2 separate regions of the Homo sapiens genome follow, and region 1 is linked to region 2. The links are chromatin contacts, found by Hi-C or POLR2A ChIA-PET in ENCODE. All regions are on one chromosome and are shown on one strand. The core of a region is the stretch at or near the end of the contact, and the rest is flanking DNA. Distances in the headings are between cores, read along the strand shown. Region 1 overlaps LOC105370934 (a long non-coding RNA gene). Region 2 holds the start of HDGFL3 (HDGF like 3).

The links. A loop is a pair of places that touch in the nucleus more often than their neighbours do. ChIA-PET counts read pairs that join two places held with the same protein, here RNA polymerase II (POLR2A).
Region 1: a loop to region 2 is called in a map of dorsolateral prefrontal cortex, with 4 times the contacts of the local background. The contact joins the enhancer-like site here to the promoter of HDGFL3 in region 2. A Hi-C loop is called at or near these places in 1 of 168 maps with a recorded cell type or tissue (dorsolateral prefrontal cortex). POLR2A ChIA-PET finds 5 or more read pairs at or near these places in 2 of 52 experiments (MCF 10A and Panc1).

What each region holds. Positions count from the first base shown.
Region 1 is chr15:83,364,155-83,367,153 of GRCh38, forward strand. It overlaps LOC105370934 (a long non-coding RNA gene), which reads right to left. Exons shown (of 3, transcript XR_932546.2): 2 at 2,900-2,968; 3 at 884-1,647. Among named protein-coding and RNA genes, the nearest start is that of BNC1, 81 kb to the left of the region's middle. Within about 2 kb of position 1,362, at least 2 of the 41 ENCODE cell types and tissues checked have a DNase peak (open chromatin) inside an H3K27ac peak, as active enhancers do; they include dorsolateral prefrontal cortex, where a contact is called at or near this core.
Region 2 is chr15:83,206,281-83,209,072 of GRCh38, forward strand. HDGFL3 (HDGF like 3) reads right to left here and starts at 1,543. Exons shown (of 6, transcript NM_016073.4): 1 at 1,051-1,543. The coding sequence starts at 1,134. RefSeq lists silencers at 801-1,250, 1,641-1,980 and an enhancer at 1,841-2,454.

The DNA of each region.
Region 1 (2,999 bases), core at 112-2,611, 160 kb after region 2:
GATGAAACTGTGACATACAATAAACACACAAGTAAACAAAAACCTCCCAGGCCCCTGACTCCCTGTATCAAAGCAACTGTAGTCAAGGGTCATCATGACCAAATGAAAGGAAGGCAGAGGAGTAAGTGCTATATTTTAGAGTGATTCCCAGCAAACATTCTTTTACAATTTTTAATTGGTTCTTAAGAATGATTATCCTCAGTTATCTGAAGTACTGAATTCTGGCAAAGTTCCACTGCCCGATATTGCTGGACAGAAAAATAACTCCTTTATATATATTTCCACCTATTGTTGCAAAATGGACTCAGTACTCTAGCTGGCTATCAGCTACACACACACACACACAGACACACAGACACACACACTTTTCATATCATCCCATTGAGCAGATAGCGTGCTTTGTGAAGGCAGGCAGACTTGTTCATTTCTGTACAGTGCCTGGGGCAGTAGTTTTTCTGGATGAATAAATAAATGAACAAATGAATGAACCTCAAGATTCAGTAGTCAAGCTGTCCTATTTAACTTTCAACACAGCACGCCCATGTCTTGAGGCCAATTCTTAAAATCCATATGGTAGATGCATTTGGTATGACAGGAAGTAATTAAAACAAACTGTAAGCATTGAGGGAGCGGTTGTCAACGCTTATTTTGATAACCAACAAACAATGTGGAAACTGCATTTTTCCCTGTAAATAGGGGCATGCTGAAAGATGGAAATGCAAAAAAAAAAAAAAAAAAAAGAAAGAAAGAAAAGAAAAACTTCAACACACTATGTAAATCCTTGGAGGGAAGCAAGAAATCACACAAAGCATTGATCTTTTACTTTTTTTAATGCAAGATTTACACACATGTAGTTTTGTGTTTCTTTGCTAACCCCTTTTCCTCCACGGATAACTGTTAAAATCATTCTCCCACTTAGTTCCCTTATTTAGTACCTCCTTAAAATTCAAGCTATTACTTCTTTTAAGGAGCAAAATTTGCAGATATTATCCTACTCATCTGCATCTTCTCCGAGACTATAAATTATCAGGATGCACCTCATGTCTAGACACCCGCAGGTGTCATTTGAATCCCTGATTTAAGCTGTTTACACCCCACGTTGTTTTATTTATCCTTCAACATCAGGTCTCTGTTTAATTAAAATTTACTTTGGTCCTCCTGGCGCTCGCCCGCACTATCCCCATAGCAGCACAGAAGTGGTTTTGCTCTTATTAATTCCACTTTTGCCTGTCTGCTCTAACCCAAGAAAGCTCTGCCCGCCCAGATCCCCAGCTTGAGTGTTGGAGTCAAAAACCACAAGCTAGGGCCAAGGATGCCTCCCGTTTACAAGCTGTTCTGCAGGCTAACGCTGATCTTCCCCAGACGCTAAATCATAATCTTCGTGTTTTTCGTATTTCACATTCTAGCCACAATTTCAACATCCCATCCCCGTGACATTAGGGAATGATAAATCAGCAGGCGGGACAGTTCCCCTGTACAGACTGGTACGGGCGGACCGGGCTCTGCCAACGCCCTCGCTCCTGCCAGATGTCGGCGCCCGCGGGGTTAACCCTTTCCGGCAGCGCAGCCTTCCCCTGCGTCCGGCCGCTTCTCCAGGCAGCTGTTTTTAAAAACGTCCGCCTCCCAGGTTCAAGAGCGAAACTCCGTCTCAAAAAAAAAAAAAAAAGTTCGATAGCTTTTATTTCTTTTCAAACTTTCCTCCTTTTTTCCCCCTTCTCCCTCCTTTCCTTGCCTTGCCAGACCTCAGTGTACTTGAAAGCAAATAAAAATGGTATCAAACCACCGGCAATGGGAATATATACTTCTCTTAAATAAGTGAGTCTGCCTTAAAACCATTTTGCTCCTTCGTCTTCACCGGATATTACTAGAAAAGGACGAGGGTGAAAGAACTTATTTTAAGGTGGAGAAATATTTAGTGCTAATTTTTTAGTTATTTGCTATTTTTAAGTAGCTTTATTGAGGTATAATTTACATATCAATGAATGCATCTATTTTACCAGTACAATTAGATAGTTTTTGAATATATTTATAGAATTGTGCCACAATAGGAATAATCTAATTTTAGAACATTTCTATCCCCTCCCCCCACCAAAAACCCGCAGTGTCCATTTGCAGTTATTTCTCTCTCCCACCCCAGGTAACCGCTAATTTACCTTCTGTCTCTATAGGTATGCCTTTTCTGGGCATTTTATACAAATGGAATCATACAATAGGTAGTCTTTTGTGTCTGGTTTCTTTCACTTAGCCTAATGTCTTTGAAGTTCAGTGCTAATGGCTTTTATTGTATGGCAAAGCCCCTTAGAATGGCCAAACTGTCCCAGAAGACTACATAATCTAACTGCACTAAGTGTGCTCTCATAGTACACACTGCATAGACACGTGCCCTAAAATAGGGTGAGAACTTCGATTAGGGTCAAATTCTGAGGTGTGTGTCTGGGGATGGGGGTGGTGGCGGGTCTGTCAAGGGCCATATGCAAATACAAAGCTTCTCAACTAGTAGTTGTATTGGTTTTGTTTCAGAGACAGAAATCCAAAACATTCAATTTACTTGTTATTAAAATGGCACATGAAAGCCACGTAGCTTTCAGAATACAAGGGCTTTTAAGCTATCTCCTTTTCACATTATCTAATAACATTCCATATGTTAAAACTAAATACAGTTGACCCTTGAATAACTTGTGGGTTCGGGACACCTACTTCCATGCAGTTGAAAATTCAGGTTTAATCTTTGACTTTCCCAAAACTTAACTACTGTTGACCTGAAGCCTGATAACAGAAACAGTTGATTAACACATATGATGTGTGTTATATGTATTATATACCATATTTTTACAATAAAGTAAGCTAGAGAAAATGAAATGTTATTAAGAAAATCATAAGGAAGAGAAAATATATTTACTGTTCATTAAGGGGAAGTGGATCATCAAAAAGGCAAGCCTTCATCCTCGTCATCTTCACGCTGAGTAGGCTGAGGAGGAGGAGGAAGAGAAGGGGTTGGC
Region 2 (2,792 bases), core at 293-2,792:
ACACTATATTTATGCCAATTTTCTCCATGACTGTTTCCGTTCCTAAAGAATACCAATATAATCTCTAGAATGCCTTGACCCTCCTTTTCACAAGATTTCTTATTTCAAGCAATCAACTGCCAACCATACAAAAATAAAAATAAAAAGGATTTCTTCTAAAACACAAAGCACACATGGCAGTGTTGTGTGTCTTCCTCAAAGAGCTTAATAAAAATTGTGAATGCTATGTATTACATGCAGACGCTTTCTAGAAAAAGAGCCCAACGACAACCTTGTTATGTAGGAAGAGAGAGCTATTGTGGACTGTAGCAGGAGGCCAAGAATAAGGTTTGAGATTCTACCTAAAACAAATATGGAGGTGGAAAGGCACAAGAAGCTTGCTGGACCCACCAGTCAGAGGTAGGCTGCAAGCTCTCGGCTATCAGAGGTCGGTTTAAAAGAACGATGGGCACCAGAGAGGCACGTACCCCAGGACAATGATAGGGCAGGCGGGGCACCGGGAATCGCGCTCAGGGAAAACTCAACAAGTCTAGAAGGCAAAGAGATGGATGAATGACTGCCAAGAGGCTCCCGCTGGCCTCTGGATGACCACTACCACTTTCCAGGATTTACTGCCCGCCGGCACTCGCCGGCTCGCGGACAGCCGCTCACCCCGCTGCCGTACCTGCCCCGACGTTCGCCCGGGACCCAGGGTATCCACCAATGACCCTGCCCGGAGCCGAAGCCTCCGTCGCAGGCCCGCTGCCCGGCGGCGTGGCTTCCCGGTCGGCACCGGCTTTCCAGGAGGAAGGCAGCGTCGGGCCTGCGGGGGCCGGACCCGCCTTCGAAAGTGGGCGGAAGGATGGCCGCCCTGGCGGAGTGCGGGCGAGGCCGGGAGCCCTTGCCTCAGCCCCGGCCCGGTCTTCTTCGTGCCGCGCCGCCCTCAGCCCTCACCACAGCCGGCCGCGAGCTGCGGGCTCGGGGCTGAGGCGATGGGGAAAGGGGGCGGGCGCGCCATCATGAAGGGGAAAATGGTGGGCGGGCGGGCCCGCGCGCGGCCGCGGTACTCACCCGGGCCGGCCAGTGCGGGTAGCCCTTCATCTTGGCGAAGACCAGGTCGCCCGCTTTGTACTCGCGGGGCCGCGGACGCGCCATCCCAGCCGCTCCCCTTCCTGGTAGTCCTTGGTCGCCGCGAAGATGCCGGGAGGCCGCCCCCCCGCGGGCCGACGAATTGCGCCGCGCTCCCCGCGGGCCTCAAGCCGGGCGGACGAGCGGCCGCTCCGACGAGGGGAAGCGGCGAGGCGGCGGCTGAGGCAAGGGGTGGGCGGGGGGCGCAGCAGGCCCGGCAAATCACGGCCCGGCAGCGGGGGAGGGGAGCCCCCGGCCGTTCGGCGCTCGCCCGCGTCCGGCCGCGCCAAGGTCCCCGCCGCCGCCGCCGCCGCCGCCGCGCGCGCTGCTCACCAGCGCCGCGTCGCCTGCCTCATGCCGCCGCTGCCGGTCTCCCTCCCGGGCTCCCGGGCGCGGCGCGAGCGCCGGGCCTCGCGTCTGCTCCGAATTCCTTCTCGGGCAGCGACCGCAAACACGATCTTATTATTGTTCTCGCGCGCGCTCAGCATCCCCCCCCCGCCCCGCTTCCCGCTTCCCGCTCCCCTCCCCTTCCCTCCCGCGCGGGCCGGTTAATTCCTAGGTACACGGCCGGCTTTCGCGGAGAAACCGAGCGCGCCAGCCCGGCTTCTCGGCTGGCGGGCGGGCGGTGGGCGCGTCCTCCCCCAGCACCGAAGCCCGCGCCGGGCGGGCGGGAGTGCCTACTCCGGAGGACGCCCGCCGCCTGCTCTCTTTTGTTCTTGGCCCGGAGCTGCCTGCCGCAGCCCAGCCAATCACCACCCGGCCGCCCCCTTCCCCTCCCGTCCGTGCCACTCTGGGGGTTCTCCCCACTCGCGCCCCCCGCTCCCACGCCCACCTCCCGCTGACTCGACCCTCTCCTGGCTACCCCCAGCCAGCCACTTCCGCGGCTGCTCTCTGGTGAGTGGGGGACAAAGGCGCTCCAGGCCTGGGGGACGGCGGCGCGAGGGGACCCTCTGCTGGGCACCAAGCTGCCGGAAAGAGCACCGCTCCGGAGTCAGCGACCTTATTGGATTCTTGCCCCAGGTCTGCCCTTAACAATGCAGTGTGACCCACCTAGGGCGAGCTATTTAATCGGAGTCATGGGAGGTTTTCTCATTTGCTGAGTGGCACAGACGGGATTCGAACCTGTATCCACATGAGTCCAAAGTCCATAAGCGATTATGTTTCTCTCTGTGTGCGTTTTCTAGGCCTGCAGTGTTTGTGAAAAGGACTTGCACTGGCCGGTCACTTGTTTCCAATCCTGGCAACCTTTTGGACAACGTTTTTGAAATTAGCATCCCTTTCTGGAGATGTATGTACATATACAGTTCATTAGCTCTAGAACATGTTCATTTACCACTATTTTACTCTAAATTCCCTAGCTGGCTGCTTTCAAAGACATTTTGAGAGTAGGAATCTTCCTAACACTCTCTTTTGTGAGGAGTAAGTAGAATAATTCAAGGAATCGTTTGGAGTCTGTCCAATGAACGAATGCTGCTTCTTTAATCATGCTGTAACCCACCTCCTTTAAGGGGTCAGCTGGCATAGCTCCTAAATGCTGCTTTCTGTGGCCCTCACCTTGTCACACGGACAGTTCTCATTTGTGTCTGTTCTCTCTCCCTTTTACAGAAGCTACAGTTTTCCCCACCATCCGCCCCCCTCTCTGGCCTTGTAGAATGGTGTGTGTGTGTTTTAACTCCTGCTCTTGT